Regions from separate parts of the Homo sapiens genome. Here region 2 is linked to region 1. The links are chromatin contacts, found by POLR2A ChIA-PET in ENCODE. All regions are on one chromosome and are shown on one strand. The core of a region is the stretch at or near the end of the contact, and the rest is flanking DNA. Distances in the headings are between cores, read along the strand shown. Region 1 has its middle 26 kb from the start of CSNK2A1. Region 2 has its middle 8.4 kb from the start of TRIB3.

Region 1 (4,992 bases), core at 2,323-4,822:
CACATCCACAGCTGGCCGGCCAGGGTGGGGCGAGGGCGGGGCGGGGCTGGGTCACTCTCGGGACAGGACGCCAGCTGCTCCTGGCGAGCAGGGAGGTGGGGCCGAGGGGGGGTCCCTGCCACCCGCCTGGTAGGGGAGGAGCTGGAAAATAACCTGAGCCGGGAATCAGGACACTGGATTCTGCAATCCCCCCAGGGCAGAATGACCCAAGTTTGTTCTCCAGCCTGGGCCTCAGTTTCCCCAACTGCATAAGGATGAGATTTGAAGAAATGCTGAGGTGGGGTGACTTTTCAATAAGAGACTGGTTGAATCAAGTGAGGGACAGCCACAATTTTTAGCAGGGGTTCTTTACCTGATCTAGAACTCAGAAACTTCATGAACTTAGGTGGGAAAAAATAACTTTATATTCACTAACCTCTAATTGAAATGCAGCATTTCCTTCAAGTATGAATGTGGATCAAGAAGCATGGTAGGGTTAGCAGTGACTGTTACAACAGAAGTCAAAGATACTTTCATTTCATATCACAGTGGTTGCAGATAACATTACATATTGTTTACGTTCATGGTGACCTGCAACCTGCTTCCCCATCTTGTTATTTAATGTACTAATAAAGAAGTTCACCTCATCACTGCATCACAAACCCTTGTTTATATTGCAGTAATAGCATTTCAGTATAATTGGTTTCCTTTGTAATATCGTGCATTTTATTTTATGCATTTATAAAACATTAAAAAAAAATCCAGGTGCAGTAGCTCATGCCTGTAATCCCTGCTGTCTGGAAGGCTAAGGCAGGAGGATCACTTGAGCCCAGGAGTTGGAGACCAGGCTAGGCATCATAGTCAGACGCCACCTCTATTGAAAAAAAAAAAAAAAAAGACTAATTAAAAAAAAACCACATTTTGAGAAGGGGTCCATCCCCACTTCACCATATGCCGAAGAGGTCTATGGAACAAAAGCTAAAAATCCTACTTTTAATGTAGCCATTTTATTTTATTTATTTATTTATTTATTTATTTATTTATTTGAGATAGAGTCTTGCTCTGTCACCCAGGCTGGAGTGCAGTGCTGTGATCTCAGCTTACTGCAACCTCCGCTTCCTGGGTTCGAGAGACTCTCTCACCTCAGCCTCCAGAGTAGCTGGGATTACAGGCATCTGCCACCACACCGGGCTAATGTTTTTGTATTTTTAGTAGAGATAGGGTTTCACCATGTTGGCCAGGCTGGTCTCGAACTTCTGACCTCAAATGATCCACCCGCCTCAGCCTCCCAAAATGCTGGGATTACAGGCATGAGCCACCACACCCAGCCCAATGTAGCCGTTTTTAAGTGGGGAAGTACACTCTTTGTGTAAGAACTAGACCAGGTACCTAAGTTTGCTTGATACACATAAAATATAAGAAAGGAGCCTCAGGCTGGGTGCGGTGGCTCACGCCTGTAATCCCAGCACTTTGGGAGGCCGAGGTGGGCAGATCACTAGGTCAGGAGTTCGAGACCAGCCTGGCCAACATGGTGAAACACCATCTCTACTAAAAATACGAAAATTAGCCGGGAGTCATGGCATGCACCTGTAATCCCAGCTACTCAGGAGGCTTGGGCAGAATTCCTTGAACCCGGGAGGCAGAGGTTGCAGTGAGCCAAGATTGCGCCACTGCGCTCCAGCCTAGGCGACAGAGCAAGACTCTGCCTCAAAAAAAAAAAAAAAAGAAAGAAAGGAGCCCCGACTAAGCAACAGTGGTCATTTCCAGCATTTCCAGGTTCTGAGAGAAACCTGTCACTGAATACCTTGAGTGCTGATTTTTTTTTTCTCATGTACATATGTATTTAGAAAGAGTCAAGATTCGGGAATATGGGTATGTCTGCAGTGGAAAACTCAGCTTTTAAATCTTTCTAAATCCCCACATAAAAATTGGCAAAGCAATTAGGTAGCAAAACCAAAACCCCATGGACAAGATTTACAACAAAACTGGGTCACAAGGTGTCCCCACAAATCCCAAAACACAAACAATAGAGACAAGTCTGCTTGCTCTCAGGGTCTGTGTGGGAGAATAACAGTACTGTATTTGTTTTGGGGGGGAATACATGGATTAATAATAAAGTCTCAGTCCCTGTTCTAGGGCCCAGGATTAATGGGAGATAGGTAATTACATAGACATATATCAAATTGCAGGCCAGGCACGCTGGCTCACACCTGTAATCCCAGCGCTTTGGGAGGCCAAGGTGGACCGATCACCTGAGGTTAGGAGTTCAAGACCAGCCTGGCCAACATGGTAAAACCCTGTCTCTACTAAAAATACAAAAATTAGCTGGGCATGGTGGTGCGTGCCTGTAATCCCAGCTACTTGGAAGGCTGAGGCAGGAGAATTGCTTGAACCTGGGAGGCGAAGGTTGCAGTGAGCCAAGATCAGGTCACTGCACTCTAACCTGGGTAACAGAGCGAGACTCCGTCTCAAAAAATAAATAGACAAATGAAATAAAAATTTAAAAAAAAATTGCAACTGTGACAAAAGTAATTCTAAGAGTTCAAGGTTTTGAATGTATATGAAAGACCCATATTTGAAATATTCCATGGTTTAAAAAAAAGGACAAAGGAACAACAACAAAAAAGAGCCTGGTAGACAGACACATGCCAGTATCTCCTTTGCAGGGCCCAACCCAATGGCTGCGGGTGGCATCTGAGGACAGCTGCCCATCTGCATGGGCTCAAGGGGAACTACCCAGCCCCCAGCTCAGGCTTCCATGCCCACCGCCCAGCATCTTCCTTCACCATGAATCATGTGTTTGTAGACGAAAAGGCAGGGTTATCCCAGCCAGGAAGTCCTTGGAGTCATCAGCATGGAGGCAGCCCCTTAAAGCGGAAAAAACAGTCTTCAGAGGCTGCAGACACAGGTTCGAGTCCCAGCCTGGCTGCATACTTCACGTGTGAGCTCATGGATGCCAGAGAGGAGGCACCTACCCGGGCTCACACAGCAGAGCTGCGGACACTTTTGGATTCCCAAGTGGGCTCTTCCAGCTCCTCTGTTTAGGGGGATTTGGAAGTCCTTGGCAATCATTCAAGGCAGATTGAAGATGAAGGCGTGTGTTATGCCATCTGTCCTCCAGGTTCTCAAGCCGCTCAGGCAGCACCAAACCACGGGCAGGACGAGAACGAAGTGCGCTTGTGACTCACCCAGCTTCTGTTCATTGTCAAGAGCAACCTTAGCAGGTAGGTAGCCTTACCCCATTTTAAAGGTGAGGAAATTGAGGCTCAGAGAGGAGAAAAGGGGACCTAAGGTCACACAGCCCTAACGTGTTTCGACCCCGGTCTTTCAGCTGAGCCACCTCAGTCCCCAGGGCAGCTCTGTCTTGGCAAACCCAACCTGACACTGAGCCTGGGGCCCCGCTCAGGGGTGGGGCCGTCTCCCTGTGAACAGGTCTATTTTTAGTGTCAGCAGCAGGGGCTAGGGGCAGAAGCCAGGAGTGACAATGGGGGGAAGGGGGTGGGGCTGCTGGCGGCCGCCCCCGCACCCAGCAGCCGCCCCATTTCCTCGAGAAACCAGGCAGCGCACAATACAAGGAAAGCCGAATGGGGAGCGGCTGGGGGCTCCTGTGGGGGGGGCTGACCTGGCCCATCAGGGCAGCTGGGGGCCTGGAAGAGGCCTCCGGGCGGGGGGAAATGGACGATTAGTCCAGCTGCCTAGCCCAAGCAGAGTGATGGTTCTGCTCTGCACGTGCGCGTACACAGCCACACATTCACCTTAAGGTGAATCACTTGGGGTCAGGAGTTCGAGACCAGCCTGGCCAACACAGCAAAACCCAGTCTCTACACACAGAAGTCTTTTAGTCACTCCTCAACCAGGAAACGATCTCACTTTTAGCCTCAGAGGCAGAGAACTGGGCCCTGGGGACTCAACGAGGTCAGATCCTGCAGAGGCCAAGCAGAAACTGATTTGGCAGGGGCCAGGTGAGAGGCGCTGCCATGAGCACCCCAGACATTCTGCCAAGGTCTTGGCCCCCTGGGGAAGGCTGCCTCTGCTGGGGAAGTTCCTGGCCTGAAGCTTGGGCTTCCAGTTGAGGAGGACTTCATGACAAGAGCAGGAAGGTGGTTCCCCACAGCTTTCTCTGCCCCTCTACAAAGTTGAGGTGGAGCTGTCCAGTTTTGCCTAGGCAGGTGTGCTGCACTAAATTTGATGCCTGAGATTCTCCTGCGTCCTCCTGAGGCTGAGAATAAACAATCGCTTCTCCCTCTGTCCCTCTCAGCACTGCCAGCCCCTGGGGACAGAGTTCTGGGGCAGTCCTGCCTCGCCATCCCATCTCCACACCCTGGTTTATGCTGTGCCCCTGCCAGGGGTACCCTCCCTTACCTTCCCATTCCCGTTCCACAACCAAAGCTCTGAGAACAAAGACAGTGACACGCTTGTCTGCCATCCCACTCCCAGAACCAAGTACAGTACCCGCAGAATGAGATCCCTGCCTCCTCCTGGGGGCCTCTCCTCCACTCTCTCACCATGGATGAAGTTATCCTGTTGGACCTTCTTGACTGCCAAGTGAGACAGACTTTTTCATCTCCAATTTAAGGAAAAGAAAACTGAGACTCAGAGAGAGGATGTGGCCTGATGAAGATTACACAACGGACAGCGGCCCAGGCAGACTCAGGTGTAGACCCAGGGCTCCCTGACCGTGTCTCCACAAGCCCATGTGCACCCCCGGCCATCAGCTGTCAAGTCTGAAACTGATGTTCATGAGGTGGCTCCTTGCCATAGAGGTGCAGCTGAAGGATGAAAGACTGGGAAAGGTTGGGAAGATGGGATGGGACCTGGATGTATATTAGCAATGGAGTCAACAAGACCGGTAGATAAACCCAAAGCAAGGGATGGACAAAATGAGTGCTTTTGTTTTTATGTAAATTATATCCTGAATTTTGATTGTATGTGATTTTTAAAAATGGGTATCAGGGCCGGGTGCGGTGGCTCACATCTATAATCCCAGCACTTTGGGTGGCCGAGGCGGGCAGA
Region 2 (4,823 bases), core at 1,585-4,084, 200 kb after region 1:
CCCAAGCAGCTGGGACTACAGGCGCCCGCCACCACGCCCGGCTGATTGTTGTTGTTGTTGTTATTGTTTTTAGTAGAGACGGGGTTTCACCGTGCTAGCCAGGATGGTCTCGATCTCCTGACCTCGTGATCCACTCGCTCGGCCTCCCAAAGTGCTGGGATTACAGGCATGAGCCACCGTGCCCGGCCTCACAGCTTCTATGTTTTTAACACCTCTCTTGTTAAGAATGAGACAGCAGAGTTCAGCTTGGAGCCTTCAGCAAGAAACAGGATTTAGCTGGAATGGAATAACCTGGTTCTGCTTTTTTTGTATGTAATTGTATGCTTACCTCTTCTTTATGGCAAATCATAGTAGTTTTCTATTTGAGGTCAGTGATTTAAAATTTCCATGTTAAATAAATTTAGATAAGTTTTTTAAAATGAGGTGGTTGTGGTCAAGCACAGTGGTCCATGCTTGTAATCCCAGCACTTTGGGAGGCAGAGGTGAGTGGATCACCTGAGGTCAGGAGTTTGAGACCAGCCTGGCCAACATGGCAAAAACCTATCTCCGCTAAAAATACAAAAATTAGCTGGACGTGGTGGCATGCACCTGTAGTCCCAGCTACTTGGGAGGCTGAGGCATGAGAGTCGCTTGAACCCAGGAGGCAGAGATTGCCGTGAGCCGAGATCATACCACTGCACTTCAGCCTGGGTGACAGAGCAAGACTCTGTATAAAAAAATAAATAAAATAAATAAATAAATAAATAAGTAAAAGATGAGCTGGTTGGAAGGAAGACATTATGGAACTAATATAAAAAATAAGTACATGGATTCAGACCAATCAACTTGGGGAAGACAGTGGGTGATTCAAGAATGGCAACTCCAGGGCTGTGATCCTCTCTGGGAGCCCTTATCTAGGAGACCGGGCACCTCCCTTCTCTGGAGGCCCCTGGGGGCTTTGCAGAAATCTCTCACCATCCAGATCACGCTAGGCTGGGCCTAAGGAGAGGCAGGAAGGCCAGCCCGGCGGTTGCCCCAGGGGCGGCCTGGGATTCTTCCTGAGAAAGGCTCTTCTCATGCCTGTGGGTGGAGCCCTGTGTGGGGACCTCCCTTACGTCATCTTGTGTCATCCTCAAACTTCCCCATGAAGCTGCTATTTTTATCCCTGGAGACAGATGAGGAAACCAGGGCTCAGAGCAGTGACATCACTAGTTTAAGGAGGGAGGAGACAGTGGGATTCAGAGCCAGCTGGCCTGGCTCAAAATCCGTGTGGTCTCTTGTCCACTGTCTTGGACAAAGTCACTTAGCTACTCAGACCCACAGCCCTATCTATAAAGTGGGATTGATGACAGTGTTTTCCTGTAGGGTTATTGAACTGCTTATTGTCATTGGGATTTCCCTCCCTCCCTTCCTTCCTTCCTTCCCTCTTTTCTTTTCTTTTCTTTTGAGAGAAGATCTCACTCTGTTGCCCAGGCTGCAGTGCAGTAGGGTGATCATGACTCACTGTAGCCTCAACCTCCCAGGCTCAAGCGATACTCCCGCCTCAGCTTCCTGAGTAGCTGGGACTATGGGCATGCACCACCATGCCTGGCCTGGGAACTGTTATTGGATTAAATGGAGGGTTAAATGGGCTAATACAGGTTAAGTTCACGCTTAGGAGAGTTCCCAGCACATGGTAAGCACTGGAGGGTGAGTGGCTATTATTATTTCCAAGGCCCCAGGGCTGCTGCACCTCCTTCCCCAGCAAACACACCCAGTGAGAGCTGAGGATAAAGGGGGAGGTGGGGACACACTTCCTGAGAGTGGCCCATGTGGAGCCTAAGCTGTGCCTTCCAGTGCTTCCTCATGTCAGCCTCACCACAGCCCTGTGAGCTAAGGATGCATTTACGCCCACTTTGCAAGTGAGCAAATCCAGTGTCAAAGAGTGAAAGTAACCTGCCCAGCGTTACACAGCTAGCCAGTGTGGCTTTTTGAGACGGAGTCTCACTCTCACCTAGGAGTGCGGTGGCATGATCTCAGCCCACTGCAACCTCCGCCTCCCGGGTTCAAGCGATTCTCACGCTTCTGCCTCCTGAGTAGCTGGGATTACAGGCGTGTGCCACCACGCCTGGCTAGTTTTTGTATTTTTAGTAGAGATGGGGTTTTACCATGTTGGCCAGGCTGGTCTCAAACTCCTGACCACAAGTGATCTGCCTGCCTCAGCCTCCCAAAGTGTTGGGATTACAGTCATGAGCCACCGTGCCTGGCCTGGGATTTAAACCCAGGTCTGCGTGGTTCCAAAGTCCACGTCATTCCACCATTTCAGGAGCCTCAACAGGATTGACGGGAGGTTCCTGGGGAAGTCCCGTGTCCTCCTCAAGGGTGAAGGGTTCTCTCTTTCTGTGTAGTGGAAATAGCTAGATCATAGCCATGGGCTGAAGACAGCTGGTCTGGTTCTGACCTTGCCTCTGACCTTGGGCAGCTACAGGTCTCTCCCTGGGCTTAGGCACATAATTGCTGCTTTGTATGTATAAGGGGTTAGGATCTCCAAACTTCCAGGGATCCTGATTCTCTTTCTCGCCTCTCAGCTGGAGGATGAGGGAGCCCCAGATCTGCCAGCTCCCAGTGCTGGACGCATTGCTGAGTCACCTGACCTTCCTTCCTTCCTGCCTGCCTTCCTGCCTTCCTTTTGCCTGCAGGTCCTGAAGCCATCAAAGGCCAGAGAAGGAAGGGGATTATATGTTCAGTCTGGATAACTGCCCAGGCCTTGCCTTTCTGAGAAAAGCTTGGGGGGTGGGGGTGGAATGCTGAAGCACTCAGCCAGTTGCATCAGAAAACCTTGCGCAAGGCGCCCTCCTGGGTCCAGCACTGAGCCCTGTCCCATAGTCCCCACCCCTACCCTGTCCCCTGAGGTGCCAGAATGAGGACTGTTCAGCCTTGCGAGGGACACTGAGCAAGGCCAGGCTGTCAGGGAGTGATGGAGGAAGTTGAGGGATGAAGGAAGGCTTTGGGGCCAGTGCTGAGAGGGCTTAGGCCGCCTGGGTGAAGGAACTTGAGCTGGAAGTTGCTCCTCAGGACATTTAGATCCAACTCATCCACCTGGCTTCTCTCCCAAAGAAGAGGAGACAAGGCCAGTGCCCTGGACACTAACTGACCCAGATCCTTGACTGTGGTCCTAGGGTGAACCCTATTGCCTGACTTTGCACTTCAACTGCACTCTGGCCTGAAACCTTGAACATGGTCTGACCTGTGATCACTAAGCCCTGGGCCGTAGCCACAGCTAACGCCGACCCAGGTCCCAAACTGAACGGTGTCTTGGTCACTTTTTCCCCACATGATCCATAAACTGAATTTGAATTCTAGCTCCTGATTGAGTTATAACCCTGGAGATAGATTTAGCTCTAATCCATCATGTGTGACCCCAGGCCCCAGATAAACCCCAACTGTAGCCCCAGATACCCTAGCCATAGATTCTCTCTCTGGTCTCAACAGGGCAGTGCTCAGGCACAGGAATCAAGAGCTTGGCACCTGCTCCCCTCCCCTCTGGGCTGCTCCCCATACCCCCCCAGGTCGAGGAAGGCTGAGGGGCTGGACTGAACATGGGACAGCCCCCTGACCAGCCTGACTGTGACTCAGCAGGGTGGGAGCTGGAGGTAGAGTCAGGCAGGACCACTGGGGATAGGCCAGGCAGGTGCTGAGTCAGGGCAGGGAGAGAGGGACAGTCTCTGAGTGCAGAGCTGGTCTGGGATGTGGGATGGTACATGTGGTCCGACAGGCCCTTTAAGGTAAAGCAGCTCCAGTCCTGAAGCCAGGCCCTTTAAGGCAAATAACCCCGATCCTATCCATCTCCATCTACCCATTTATTGTCCATTTTTCCATCACTTATCCATATTATTCTCTCCCAGAGCATCCTGTTCTTTTCCACCAGAACACTTAACTATAATTGGAATTATGTATGTATTTGTTATTTGTTTAGTGTCTGCCTCACCCACTGAACTACAGGCTCCCTTAGGACAGGCACCTTGCCTGTGTGGCTCACCAGTGTCTCTAGCACCTCATACAGTGCCTGGCACACGGCAAGTGGTCAGTAAATAGTAGTTGAAGAGATTAAATCCCTCCACCCATCTATTCATTCCTTTTCCATCTATGAATTATTATTTTATAATGCATCCCCACCATCTAGCCATTCGAATTTCTCGCTGTTCTTTCATCTACCCTCCATCCGACAAGCATCCATCCATCCACCTACATAGCTTTCCCATATCAATCCATGCTATTTATAGAATCATCCGTTTCTTCAACAAATATTTACTGAGTACCTACTACTTGCCAGGCAACATTCCAAAGGCTAGGGATACTACAGTGAAAATAACAGACAAAAGTGGCGCTTACATTCCATTAGAAGGAAAAGTGCAGCCAGGCACAGCGGCTCACACCCGCAATCCCAGTACTTCGGGAGGCTGAGGCGGGAGGATCACTTGAGCCTAGGAGTTTTAGACTAGCTTAGGCAACATGGTGAAACCTCATCTCTACAAAAAAGTACAACAACTAGCCAGGCATGGTGGTGAGTGCCTGTAGTCCCAGCTACTCAGGAGGCAGAGGAGGGAGGATGGCCTGAGCCAGGTAGGCCAAGATTTCAGTGAGCTGAGATCATGCTGCTGCACTCCAGACTGGGCAACAGAGTGAGACCCTGTCTCAAAAAAAAAAAGAAAGAAACATGCAAGAAATAATTACCATAATAAGTACATTGTAGCACATGTTAGGGGGTGACGAATGCAAGGGAAAAAAAGAGTAAGTACAGAGATGAGGAGTGTTGGGTGGGCAGGCAGTGGCTGTATTGAGTGGAGTGTTCAGTGGATGCCCTG

What was found. ChIA-PET counts read pairs that join two places held with the same protein, here RNA polymerase II (POLR2A).
Region 2: POLR2A ChIA-PET joins it to region 1 with 10 read pairs in activated T-cell. The contact joins two enhancer-like sites. POLR2A ChIA-PET finds 5 or more read pairs at or near these places in 3 of 52 experiments (Caco-2, HEK293 and activated T-cell).

Annotation. Positions count from the first base shown.
Region 1 is chr20:566,936-571,927 of GRCh38, reverse strand. No RefSeq gene overlaps it. Among named protein-coding and RNA genes, the nearest start is that of CSNK2A1, 26 kb to the right of the region's middle. Within about 2 kb of position 3,572, at least 3 of the 41 ENCODE cell types and tissues checked have a DNase peak (open chromatin) inside an H3K27ac peak, as active enhancers do.
Region 2 is chr20:369,947-374,769 of GRCh38, reverse strand. No RefSeq gene overlaps it. Among named protein-coding and RNA genes, the nearest start is that of TRIB3, 8.4 kb to the left of the region's middle. Within about 2 kb of position 2,834, at least 23 of the 41 ENCODE cell types and tissues checked have a DNase peak (open chromatin) inside an H3K27ac peak, as active enhancers do.